4 separate regions of the Homo sapiens genome follow, and regions 1, 3 and 4 are each linked to region 2. Evidence: chromatin contacts called from ENCODE Hi-C or POLR2A ChIA-PET data. All regions are on one chromosome and are shown on one strand. Each heading gives the region's core, a stretch centred on a gene start or an enhancer-like site at or near the end of the contact. The rest is flanking DNA. Distances are from core to core; before and after follow the strand shown.

Region 1 (3,120 bases), core at 345-2,844, 100 kb after region 2:
TTCATTAAGATGAAGGTTTTGAGGTGAGGGTTTCAAAAAGTCTGGATACTAATTATTGAAAGTTGAAGAATTTGATGTTCATTTAAATAGATTTTTTGAGGGGGAAGTTCTTGAAACAAAAATAATTATTTGCAATTTTTATCTCCTACAGCAATAATGTCCTGGAATAGTAAAGTCATGTTGATAAAGACAGTGGAATAGTAGTATCACATTAGCAAAGACAGTTGAATAGTAAAATTATGTTAACATAGGTAGGGGGCTGTGTGCGTAACTGATTTAGGCAGGGCCTATCTGTTACCCAGGATTAACATGGTGGGCAGTGGTGAAGGGCATGGGCTGAGGATTCCAAAAGCCCTGGGCTCGAATGTTGTCACATTCTCTTATGTGTAGTGGCTTAATCTCTAAATTTTTATTCCTTTTCTGCCGTTAAAAACAAGCTTCTAATTTTGTTTGTAACTTTTTATTTTGAACTAATTTTAAACTTACAGAAAATTTCCAAAAAGGTATAGAACAGTCCCTATATCCTTCACCCAGCTTCCTATTATATTAAAATCTTACATAACCATAGCACAATTGCAAGGCCAAAAAATAGTATTGGTACAATGTGATTAAACCACAGACCTGATAATATAGGGTTTTTTTTTTAAGAAAAATTACAAAAAGCATTAGATGCAGTGCCTGGAAAGCATTAGACTCAGTGCCTAGCACTTAGTAAGACCTCAGTAAAGGATTGCAGTTATCTTTATGACCTGGTCATCGAGGGGCTGGCAGGGGAGACCACACCTGGTGCTCAGGGACACTTCTCTGTTTTTTGGCACACAACTTAGGACCACGCAATAAGGCCCTCTACTGCCTTCTCTGTGCTTAGCTTCTGTTACCCAATCGGCATCTTTGAAAGACATCTTCACTTCCTGGGCTCTAAGGATTAATTCAGGGACTTCTGGAGCAGGTTTGGAGAAAGGCTGTTTCAGGAATCATTCAAGATAAAGGACATGGAAGCGGGTTCTACAGGTTGCCTTCCACTAGTTTAGATCTTTGAAAGAATAAGGCAAAATACAGTGTTAACCAACCAGACTACAAACACTTTCCCTGTTTATTCTGTAACATAAACGAAATGGCAGATCATCAGTGGACAACCATAACGAGCCTCGGACTCGGGAAGATCTGGCTATGTTCCTTAAGCCATCAGGGCCTGACAGATCACAAAAAACTTCCAATAGTCGGCGGTCACGTTGGAGAAAAGGGTGGTCCGCATAGACCGACCAGGTCGGCATCTGTGAACCAGAGTCGGACTTCGCAACGTCTGGGGAAACGTCCGGCCCGCGTGGGGGAGCTGGGCTCCGGTTGGCTAGGGCAACCCCGCGGTGCCAGGGCCGGGACACCCACCAGTCTGCCCCGTGCAGTGTCTCGGACGGCGCTTCCAGCGCGGGGCTAAGCAAGGACGGGGCTCCTCCCGCCCGCACCTGGCTGAGCTGGGGGACTCGGGCGGCGGCGTCCTGCTCTCTTCCTGCCAGTCTTACTACCTGGGCTGGGTGGCAGCTCCAGCCCAGCTCTAACTAGCTCCTCTGCGCCCTGCCTGGCCGCTGGCGGAAGTGCGTCTGCGAACCCCTTCCGGCCTTGCGCCCCAGCTTCCAGCGGCTTCAGAGAGGTGTGCAGCGTGTGGGGTCCCCAGTGCGCGCCGCGGAGTCTCCAAATGGGGTCACTTGGGCATGGGGTTTTGTTTCACAACTTGTCTCATCCGAAAGAAAGGGTTTGAGTTCCAGCTTCGCAGCGTTGAGTCCGTCAGTCCTCCCCGCTCAGGTCGGCAGGCGGGAACCTCCCCAGACTTCATTTCTGTCCACCGACCTGGAGTTTCAGTTTTCTCACAAAAGTACACTTTTCCCAATCACTGTAACCATAAATGGCTCAAAATAAAAATGAATTTTTTCTTGACTCTGGAAAACAAATGTAGAAAGAATCAGAATTGTTTCAAACAAAAAGTCATAAAAGATAAATGCAGTCCTCTATTAGGTTAGGCCCATGTTATTAATTCTTGTTCTGCTTGATGTTGGGTTAGTAATCTTCATGAATCCATCAGTTTTTTTTTTTTTAAGAGTTCTGGAAGTTTTTAGCTAGTCCAGTGGTGTGATTTCCAAAGTTATCAGAAACCTGCATTCAAGAGTACTTGGCAGTGTCCTTTCCATGAATTTCCTTTAAGGAAAATAAAATTTTAGACTGTAGCGAATTGTAAATCACTTTTTGAGAAGTAAAGTAAGACAATAATTGTCTGTGGATGGCAAAAGGCTTAGAGTAGCCATGGTTAAACACACAATTAACAAGAAAATCTGGTTATTTCTGTAGCCTACAAAATTTGCCATAATCATAATTATGACTGATAACATATACCAAGACACATCAGAATTTAGGAATATACAATTTCGGAACACATGTTAATAACACATTTATACAAATGTGACTGAAAGTTTTGGGTTTTTTTTTTTTTTGCCTTTTCCCACATCTTCTAATCAACAAAAGTTAAATGCCATTTCTTATTTGACAGTGTTTCCTGTGTGATTTTAACCAAATAAGCCTAATATGTCTCTCTTGGACTATCAGGCATTCCTTATAGAAAATACTTAATTTTAGAATTTGAAATTTGATTTTGGGAATTATGTCAAATATCAAAGTCTTAAAACCTTTGATATCAAAACTAAGATCACAGGTCATAATAATCATTTATTTAGCCAAAGTGATAATTGAAATATTTCAAAAAGCGTAAACCTTTACTCTTTGAAAGAGAGGAGATTCAGTTTTTCAAACAAGAATCTGTCTCTCTCTCTCCTTTTTAAATTTTTAACAGTTTATTCAAAAGATGAACACTAGTCTTATATCTCTTATTAATACTATATTGTTCAAGCAAGAAAATAAAATTCTACTTTGTATCAGTGCATTGTTAATATTAAACCTAATTTTAATAATACCTTATAAACAGATCCATCTATTCTCATCAGCTTTGACCATGCAAGATAAGATTTCCACAAACTTTGTATAACCTTTTACAATTTTTCCTATTCTCTTTCCCCAAATTCCTGCATCCACTCAGTTTATTATTCTTTTTAATCCTTTCACTTTAAAGCAACC
Region 2 (3,111 bases), core at 521-3,020:
ATAATTTATCAGTAGATGTCTTCTTAGCAAAGGTGACAGGTGAGCCTTGACTGCTAAAGATCCTAGGTGCAAACCTCTGAAAAGAGAGTATGTTTTCACCAAAGGAATATTCTGGGTTAATTATAAAGAGCACTATGTGAAATCCAGGGAAAGGAAATTTTTAGGAGACAAGTGCAAGGCATTCAATTAGAGCAGAGAGATGAGGCAAATACCACACTCTGTCAAAGACATTATATTTAGGTGACTCTGTTCTTGAACAATATTGTTGATTATGTTCAAATTAAATAGAGATAAGGTCAGTATTTAACACTGGCCCTTAGAAGGAAAATTATCTTGCTGCCCATATAAGCAATAAGCAAAATTCTGCCCTAGCAACTTTGTGCTATGAAGTAATTCACCTAATCCTCTAAGTCCATTCTAAGAAAATTAACACACTGGTCAAAATAGGAAAAACAAAGAAATCTGAGAAAGCCATTTTAAAAATGAGACATTCCCAGCAAATAAGCAGTAAGATATAGTGTTTTAATATATGTTTAAAAATGCTATTTCTCAAAATAAAAACAAAAGAAAAAAGCTCTCACTCTTACATAGTGAAGTTTTTATGAATAAAATAATATGCTTGCTTTAAAATGCAGAAAGACAAAGTTTGAAATATATGTTAAAAATATTGACAAAATATTGTTAATTTTGAGGCTGGGTGATGGATATACGAGGCTACATCATATCATTTTTTCCCTTTTTTTAATATTTTACATTTCCATAGTAAAAAGTTATAATATGTTTAACACCTTTTTTTCGTTGTATAAGTATCCCAAATGTTGTAGTCTCTGCACGGAAGGAATTAATAAAATGGTCAGGGAGAGTGTCAGTAGATAAGCAAATACACTATGCTGATAAAAGCAAAGGCTGAGTGAGGCTTAATACACTATTTGTCGGAAATTCCTTAAAAAAAAAAACCTTAAAAAAAAAACAAAAAACGTAGACGAGACTAGAGAATTGAAGAAAAATCACTGTTCATGGGATTCAAACCTGTGCGGAAAGTGCTCACTGGTCTGAAGGCTCTGGGTGGTTGCGACCCCATGCTCTAAGCTGGGGCTTTATCTGCGGCGAAGCGCAGGAGGTACAACTTGGCGACGCCACGAAACCTAACATGCTCCACAAGGTCTTGCAGGGGTAGCGGCCGGGGTTTGGGGAGGGACGTCTCTGTAGGTTTACTTTATTCCTGGCTTCTGTCTTCCAAGATCCCTCACACCTTAACAACAACAATAATATTGGCAAACACCTAAATAGCGCGGACTCCGGCTAGCGCTCTCGCAAGCGCTTTCCATGCATTAATTCATAGAATCCCAGAATCACCCTTAGAAGGTGCCACCCAGGGTCACGCGGCAAAGAGTGGCCGAGCTGAGGCTTTCCCCGGGTCTGTTTCCACGGCCCATGCTCTTAACCATCACGCTGTATTTCAGAAGCGAGAATCTTAAATTATTTTTCCCCAAAGCGCAATGGAGACGCAATCGAGTTTGAGTGGTTTGTGTGAGACTGGGGGGTGGGGTGGGGTGTGAAACCCGTGGTGTCAAAAAATCAAAAGCGGAGAACAAAGCCTTCTGAAGACCAGAAGCCACTTTTAGGACCCAGTTTCCCAAATATCAACCCCAAAGCTGTAAAACGAAGTTTGCTCAGTGAGCAGTTAAGGAGCTCTCTCGATATCTCCGGTGGCTTTCGAATGACGCTACTCCGAGCCGCGGCTCGCTCCGAGGCGGGAAGTTGGGTTTACAATCAGTTCTACGCGCTGCCCCGCGGCCCTTCCCCTGGCCACAACCTCTGCATCCACCCAAATCAGCTGCCCCTGTTTGCAGCCACGAGGGAGTCGGGAACCAAGTCCGGACCACCGTCTCCTAGAGAATTACATGTCCCTGCACGCACGGAGAATAAAGCCAGGAACGATAAGTGGTAAATTATAGGGAATTTGGGCGGTGGTGACATAGTTAACGCCATTCTCGCCCTGCTGGGACGCGCACTTTGCGTTTCTGAAATTCTCAGTCTATATGGTGTGATATCCCAGGAAAGCTGCCCGAGTCCTCCCATTTGTTGAGTACCCTTCGATTCATTCTGTGGGTAAATCAACTGTTAGTAGAGGAAATTGAAATTGTTTACATATTCAAAGCCGTGAGTGCGGGGGCGGGACGTTAGGGTAGATGGTGACCAGGAGGAATTTCCAACATTTTCCCGTCTTAAGATCTGGAGCCCAGCAGGGCCATAATTTTCCACTCAGTTGTAATTGGTGCCAAGTAGCTTTTGGACATTCCAAGACCACAGATGTTTCTCTCAAATTGTCCTCCCACCCTGTTAAAATCTGTTGGGGAGCGTAGCTTACTTGCTCTCTCACCAGAAACGCGGAGAAGGTGGATGCAAGAAGGACTTTGCGGAAATCGAACCAGTACTGGAGCACTGCCTGAGTGCTGGGATTAAGAGCCCTTATCCAGTCAGCCAAATGAGGCCCGTTCTGTAGCTGAAGGAATTGCTTTCCCAGATTCTAATGAATCAGTGCTCACTTGTTTTTTTGCCCGAGTTTTTTTTATTTTTAAGATTGTGGTTACCTTAAAAAAATTACAAACATTCCTAAAATTCTTCCTTTAACATCACTTTTAGGAGAATACAAAACTGTCATATATCCAGAATTAAATAATAAACATTTTTTCTTTTTCCGTTTTCCGGGAGTGTCTGTTTGCCCTTGTTGAGGATCTTTGATATGGCTTATAAGATTTTACTGCTATGGGCCAGGCTGTACCTTATCAAAAGTGTATATTGTTTGATAATCCAGTGCTGAAGGCTGGAAGCCAGCATTTCCACGGAGATAAGAATCCCTTATAAGAAATTACATTAAACTTTGACCCTTGCCTACTTGTCTTATTTAGTGTTTGGAGACAATTCTCAGAGAAAATGTCTGCTTCTCAATAAATTGTGGCAAGAAACAAGCCAAACATTCTTCTTACCCTCTCAGTTGATCTTTCAGCGATGAATCTTTAGACATTTTCCACTATTTTTATTTCCCCCAGTTTCATTCAAAATGCTCTCTTTATTTGGGATTTTCATTCAGGTCTTTCGGATTGTGGA
Region 3 (2,929 bases), core at 304-2,803, 66 kb after region 2:
GGTATTAAAAAGTCTCAATAACAACACTGATGAAAACCAGCTAATTATCAGGTTTGTTCATTTTTTATACCAAATCAGCCAACAGGTCTTGCCCATTGCTCATCTTGATTATTCTATTTAGTGGCTAATTTTCCATTTTTTTAAGTCTCTTCCCTCTCTGATCAGCTGGTTTTTGAGAATTACAACCTATAAATAACTGAGTGCAAAATTACTCCAGTATGTACCTTCCTCTCAGTTTTGTGCGTACATGTCTGTATTAAGTTGGTGAGCACTTTGTGGATACAGACTGATTTTTACATAGTCTCCTTAAAGAACACCTAGTCAAGTTTACATGAGTTTAAAAGGCAATCTTTAAAGCTTCCTCTGGATTTTAAATACTGTAATCCTGTGAGATGCTGAAGGCACAACTCAATTTTAACAGTATTATTTTTTCAATAGTTGTGGAAGGAATGTATTCTTCCTTCAGACTATGTCTAATTTGAGAAATGTTTGGGAACTGAAAACAAAACAAAAAAGACATTTTCCAGGATTTAAAATCCAAGAAAAAGTAGGTGAAGCCAATACTATGCTTTGTTATCTCAAATTGCATTAGCTGAAAGTTTTAATTAACATCTATCACATTTTACATTTAAACAACAGAAATTCAAAACATGTATGTATTTGCTAAAACAATGATTGCTACGTAAATATACTCAACGGAACTAACAAACAACAGAAATATGTTTTTAAAGGTGGTGGTGGCAGTCAAAGTAGCCTGACAAAAATTACTCATGACTAACCAGAGTTTTGGAAATGGGGCCCTCCCAGAGTTCCTCGTTGGCTAACTTCAGTTTGCTTTAACAAATGAAATAGGCATTCTGATAATGTTGAATTCTGAATTACCCTGAAATTAAAAAAAAAAAAAAACTTTCGTACAATTATCTAGTCAACACACCACCAGTTTCTGAATACACTAAAGAAAGAAGAGTAACAGCAAAAATTGGTTTCCATGGATAAACGGGGCTTCCAAAAGCAAAATATGTCTTTTTTAAAAACTGAGAATTTTGTTGTGACCTAAACGCAAAAGAGCGCTAAGTGAAAACAATTCAGACTCTGGAAATAGTTGGATAAAAAATAACATGGGGGGGGCGTTCCCCATTTTAAGATAAACAAGATCGACTACAAAAACATACCACAACACGATTATCTATGAAGAAAGCTTCATAAAAGGTTCCCTCGCAAAAAGTTCAAGGGCAATTCGTGGGGACGTACTCTGCCTGCAACAGCAACTAAGGCGTCAGAATCGGTCCGCGGCGCCGAACACCGCACAGGCCCCTCTCCGGACCCCTCAGGCCAGTCCTCAGCTGCGGCCTGGACCAGCCACAAAGCACCCACTTTCCTCCGGCCCAGAGCCCGACCGTACTCACTGTGAGTTGCAGAGGCGCCCCGTCGTGGGGAAGGGAGGCTGCAACGGATAAACAGACTCGAAGGAAGGTCGGGGAGTAAAGGCGATGAAAGCTGTACTCGGACCAGGCCCCTCCGGCCACTAACTTCTAAATCTGCGGAGGCACAACACCGGCCAGCACGCATCTTGCCCCAAAGGCACTTCCGGAAGCTCTCTAGGAGTCCTGGAGGTCTACAAGCTCTATGGTCGGCCGACTGAGGGTACCGGAGTACCACGCCCCTCACCTGCTGTGTGCTGTGCCTCGGGTTCCTCCCGCGTCTGCGTGCCTCAGGCTTGCGCTGTCGCTGGGGCAGTGAACGTGCTGGGGAATAACGGACCTTGGTGTCCCCTCCGCCTTGTGTGCCCATGCAGCTCCGCGCGCTCGCTGTCAATAGTAACGGTCCCCTGGGGGTAGATATCGGACGTGGGGAGGCTGGAGCTGTGAATAGGAGGCTGGGAAAGTGTTGGAGGAGGGAGCACTTCATGGATCCTTAGGATTCCAACTGGATTCGCGTTTGGCTCCGTTACATACCCTGTACTTTACTGTTCTCGATTCATAAACATATCCAGACCTCTCACATAGAGTACAAACTTCATGAGGAATTCCTGCTAATCACAGTTCATAGTTTTGTGAAATCCCTATGGCATGGCACTTAGGAATAGCATATTTTATTAAGTATTCAAAAAAATCGTAATTAAATATATATTCTTTTTGGATCTTTACATATTTCCCACTCTTTCCTATCTTAATGAATTTCTATCGCTTACAGCATCTGCTTTGCTGCTTAGCTGTTTTAATGCTAAACCTATGATGTAAGCTTGAAGAGTAGACCCTAGGTTTAATACCACAAGATATGGGGAACAAATCTATGTTCATTCTTTCTTTGTTAGTCTTTTTTTCTTTTTTTGCCTTTTTTTTTTTTTTTTGAGACAGGGTCTCTATTGCAGAGTGTAGTGGTGTGATCATAGCTCACGGCAGACTCAACCTTCTGGGCTCAAGCAGTCTTCCCACCTTAGCCCCCCAAGTAGCTGGGACTACAGGTGTGCACCACCCTCAGCTTAAAAAAGAAAATTTGTAGAAACGGGGTGGCGGGGCGGGGCGGGGGTCTCACTATGTTGCCCAGGCTGGTCTTGAACTCCTGGGCTCAAGTGATCCTCCTGCCTCAGTCTCCCAAAGTCCTCGGATTACAGGCATGAGACACCACCCTGGCCCTGTGTTCATTCTTTACAGACCTGTTGCATTAGAGCTTTTTAACTTTTGAGACTAATAGGATTTCAGGGGTGGAGGTTGTGGCAAGTGTTATTTTTTGTTGTTTAAGTCTCATGTATTTATTTCCTTCAGCACCTTTCCCAACCACCTATTATTGAGTTCTCAGGGCTCCTCCAATTTTCACCTTAATTTCCCTCTTTATCTGCTCCTGCTGGTAGCCACCACCAACATTTCTATCCCTTCCCAATTACTAACTCCCCAATATTTTGCGTACTGACAAAGTCGTTTTGATTTAA
Region 4 (3,068 bases), core at 56-2,555, 83 kb after region 2:
TCAGATGTTCTTTCATATGCCTTTTGCTTTGGCTCCATCCATATCCCCTGATCACTCACAGCCAGATGACTGCCCCTTCACACCTGCTTTCCAGGTTCATCAAGCTCTCTCTCCAGATCCTCCAGTACCGTCACTGCCTCCTCTCCAGTCTCTGGATGGTGTGCACGCACCCATGCTTGCAGGTCTTTAGGAAGAATGCTCAGGAACTGTTCTAGCACCAGCAGGTCTAAAATCTGCTCCTTGGTGTGGCATTCTGGCCTCAGCCACTGACGGCAGAGCTCCCACAGCTGGGTAAGAGCTTCACGGGGTCCAGGTGCATCCTGATAGCAGAGCTTCCTGAAGTGTTGTCTATAGAGTTCCCTCCTGTGAGGACTGCACTTTTGTGAGCTGGAATCCTGTCCCCAGTAATGGTCCTCTGCCTTAATTATCAGAAGTCCTTTTTGGTCCTCAGGTTCCAGGGCTGTGGTCATTCTGGGCTTTGCCAGGAGATTTATCCTCTATCTGGGATTGAGTCAAAGAGAATCTCTTAGAATCCTGCCTCAGAGACACTCCTAAGGCATAAAAAGTTGTTACCATAGAGAAATTACAAAAATTTCTGTGAACATAAACACATCATAATGAAGCCAAGCCACCAGAAGTCAATCAGAGAAAACAGTCTTATAGGAAGCTGAAACAAAACAAAACAAAACAAAACAAAAAACAGTGACGCAGGGATATGATTTGAATCTGTGCTCTATTGTGTAACTTAGAGGAAGTTATTTATCTGGACTAGAACTACAGATCCTCAGGTACAATTCTCATGTGTGTTACAGGGTTGATATACAGATTACATGAGAACGTATGCAACGTCCCTGGCATGGCAGCGGGCACTAGTAAGCACTAAATAAACGCCAAGTATTATTAACGGCTTTGTTAAAAGGCTCTTCATTCTGTTACCATGAGATGCACGGGCCAGCTTGTGCCCCCAGGATTCACTGGTTATAGGATATGTGTGCCAACCCTGGAAGGGGATCAGACAGATGCCTCTGCAGAGGAACCCGCAACCAGTGTCCCCCTTCCACCCATCCTCTCCCGGAAGGCTGGGCCAAATCCTCTCCTGTAGATCTGTTGGGGGGCGGAGGGAGGGACAGGAGTGTTACACTCTGCCCGCGACAGGGAGGTGTGGGGAGGGTGTTGCTGCTGACCACAGCTGCGTCTTGTCCCCTTTTCTCCACCTGGGAGCCGGGAGACACTCACCTTACGCGCAGGGAGGAACAGGTGCAACAGCTAGCGTCCTTTGGACAGCCCCGAACAAAGACTAGACTCAAAGACACCAATCGGCGCCCGGCCGCTTCAGCCGGGCACTTCCGGGCCGCTCTAGGAAGCTTCGCCTCTGTGGCAGCTTGAGTGCTTGCCTCCTCGGCCCTAGCCAGTGGAGGACCCGGCTTTTACGCCTCGTATTGATGGGATTGCGGGATCTGCGAGCAAGTCTTATTTGTACTTCTTTAAAACGTTTTTCGGTTTAATTATTGAGTAATATGGATAAGTAATGCATTCACATACATTTATTAAAAAGAGTAAATGTCCCCCAGCGTCTAGTTTGACAATATTTTTCGTGACTTGTATATCCTTCCGTAGATATATTACACCGTTATAGATTGTCCGCGCTTTTTCCCCTCTGCACAAATAGTAGCACTTCTGTACCTTTCTTATTTTTCTTTTTACCAGGTGGTCTTGGTAAAGGCTGTACATAAGTGTTTCCTTGATCTTGCTCTTTTTTAAACAACTGCACGGTATTCAACTGTGTATTATGTTCTATAATTTGTTAATAAGTACCCCATTGGTGGTCATGAGGTTGTTTCCAATTCTTCTTTTTCAAACATTGCTGCAATAACTTACTGTGAACTCACATCATTTTTCATGTGTAAGGATATATCCATAGTCTGTATGTCTAGAAAGGGAATTACTACAGCATAGAATAGGGAAATTTGTACTTTTGTTAATGCCAAATCACCAATCATAGGATCTACTAGCAGTATTCTTATTTACCTATACTTGTCAACACAGTGTTATAAAATATTTTGATCTTTGCCAAATTGATGGGTGAAAAATGCTCTTAGTTTTTTACTCCCTCTTCTCCTTTCTTACACAAATATTGATTTATCTACTATGCCAGGCACTATTGTGGAAGCTGGAACTAATTTTGAGCAAAACAATGCCCTTCCTTTCATGGAATTTATAATCTTGTGTGTGTGTGTATGTGTGTGTGTGTGTGTGTGTGTGCTGGGGAGGCAGGCAATAAACCAAAAAATATACATAGTGTATAGAGAGTGGATATCAGTTCTAAGGAGAAAATAAAGGAAATAGGGAATTTGGGGTGAGAATGAAGTGATGCAATTTAAATAGGATATTCATGGAGGACCTGACTAGGAAATTGACATTTGAGCAAAGATTGAGGGAGCTGAGGGAATGGGCCATCAGGGATAAAGATGTTTCAGGGAGAGGGATAACAAATGCAAAAGCCTGGAGTGGAGTGTGTTTTAAGTATTTTGGGCAAAGGAAGGGTGCTTGTTTTTCTGGAGCTGAGTGAGCAAAAGAGCGTTGGGTGGAGAGATAGTGAGAGCCTTGGGTGAGTGCAAGGGTATTTTTACTCTAAAATGATAAAATGATAAGCTACTCAGTTTATTTTCTTTTCTCTTTTCTTTCCTTTTCCTTTGTTTTAGGAGATGGGTCTCACTCTGTCACCCAGACTGGAGTGCAGTGAGTGGTGCGATCATAGCTTACTGCAGCCTGAAACTCCTGGGCTCAAGTGATCTTCTCGCCTCAGCCTCCTGAGTAGCTGGAGCTACAGGTGTGAGCTACCCAGCATGGCTCATTTGAGATTTCTGAGTAGAGAAGTAACATGATTAAACTTGGGTATTGAGATTATTATTTTGGCTGCTATGTTAACAGTAGACTTGAATGTGAAGGGGTTGGGCAAGGGCAGAAGCAGGGAGACAGGTTGGAAAGTTGGAGTGGGAAGGGCCTTTTTAAGAATAACACAAACCCCTAAAGACATAAAACTGAAAAGGCCATGGAGGAAAAGATAA

Evidence for each region. Hi-C counts contacts between places; a loop is a spot of excess contacts on that map. ChIA-PET counts read pairs that join two places held with the same protein, here RNA polymerase II (POLR2A). Pooled maps may share reads with other maps.
Region 1: a pooled map shows a loop between it and region 2 (2.2-fold over the local background). The contact joins two enhancer-like sites. A Hi-C loop is called at or near these places in 4 of 37 single-sample maps with no recorded cell type and 9 of 50 pooled maps. POLR2A ChIA-PET finds 5 or more read pairs at or near these places in 7 of 52 experiments (AG04450, HEK293T, HepG2 and 4 more).
Region 3: a loop to region 2 is called in a map of transverse colon, with 2.1 times the contacts of the local background. The contact joins the promoter of ZKSCAN8 here to the enhancer-like site in region 2. A Hi-C loop is called at or near these places in 39 of 168 maps with a recorded cell type or tissue (A673, B cell, CD14-positive monocyte and 27 more), 37 of 37 single-sample maps with no recorded cell type and 26 of 50 pooled maps. POLR2A ChIA-PET finds 5 or more read pairs at or near these places in 20 of 52 experiments (A549, AG04450, H1 and 15 more).
Region 4: a loop to region 2 is called in a pooled map, with 1.9 times the contacts of the local background. The contact joins the promoter of ZSCAN16 here to the enhancer-like site in region 2. A Hi-C loop is called at or near these places in 14 of 168 maps with a recorded cell type or tissue (B cell, HCT116, IMR-90 and 10 more), 27 of 37 single-sample maps with no recorded cell type and 21 of 50 pooled maps. POLR2A ChIA-PET finds 5 or more read pairs at or near these places in 14 of 52 experiments (A549, H1, HEK293 and 10 more).

The regions. Positions count from the first base shown.
Region 1 is chr6:28,103,250-28,106,369 of GRCh38, reverse strand. No RefSeq gene overlaps it. Among named protein-coding and RNA genes, the nearest start is that of ZSCAN16, 20 kb to the left of the region's middle. RefSeq lists an enhancer at 652-791. Within about 2 kb of position 1,594, at least 36 of the 41 ENCODE cell types and tissues checked have a DNase peak (open chromatin) inside an H3K27ac peak, as active enhancers do.
Region 2 is chr6:28,206,415-28,209,525 of GRCh38, reverse strand. No RefSeq gene overlaps it. Among named protein-coding and RNA genes, the nearest start is that of TRS-GCT5-1, 5.1 kb to the left of the region's middle. Within about 2 kb of position 1,770, at least 4 of the 41 ENCODE cell types and tissues checked have a DNase peak (open chromatin) inside an H3K27ac peak, as active enhancers do; they include transverse colon, where a contact is called at or near this core.
Region 3 is chr6:28,140,507-28,143,435 of GRCh38, reverse strand. It overlaps ZKSCAN8 (zinc finger with KRAB and SCAN domains 8), which reads right to left and starts at 1,553. Exons shown (of 6, transcript NM_006298.4): 1 at 1,407-1,553. RefSeq lists enhancers at 1,292-1,411, 1,422-1,541.
Region 4 is chr6:28,122,846-28,125,913 of GRCh38, reverse strand. ZSCAN16 (zinc finger and SCAN domain containing 16) reads right to left here and starts at 1,305. Exons shown (of 4, transcript NM_025231.3): 1 at 1,237-1,305; 2 at 84-501. The coding sequence starts at 470. It overlaps ZSCAN16-AS1 (ZSCAN16 antisense RNA 1), which reads left to right. Exons shown (of 2, transcript NR_103456.1): 2 at 2,703-3,068. RefSeq lists an enhancer at 1,160-1,661.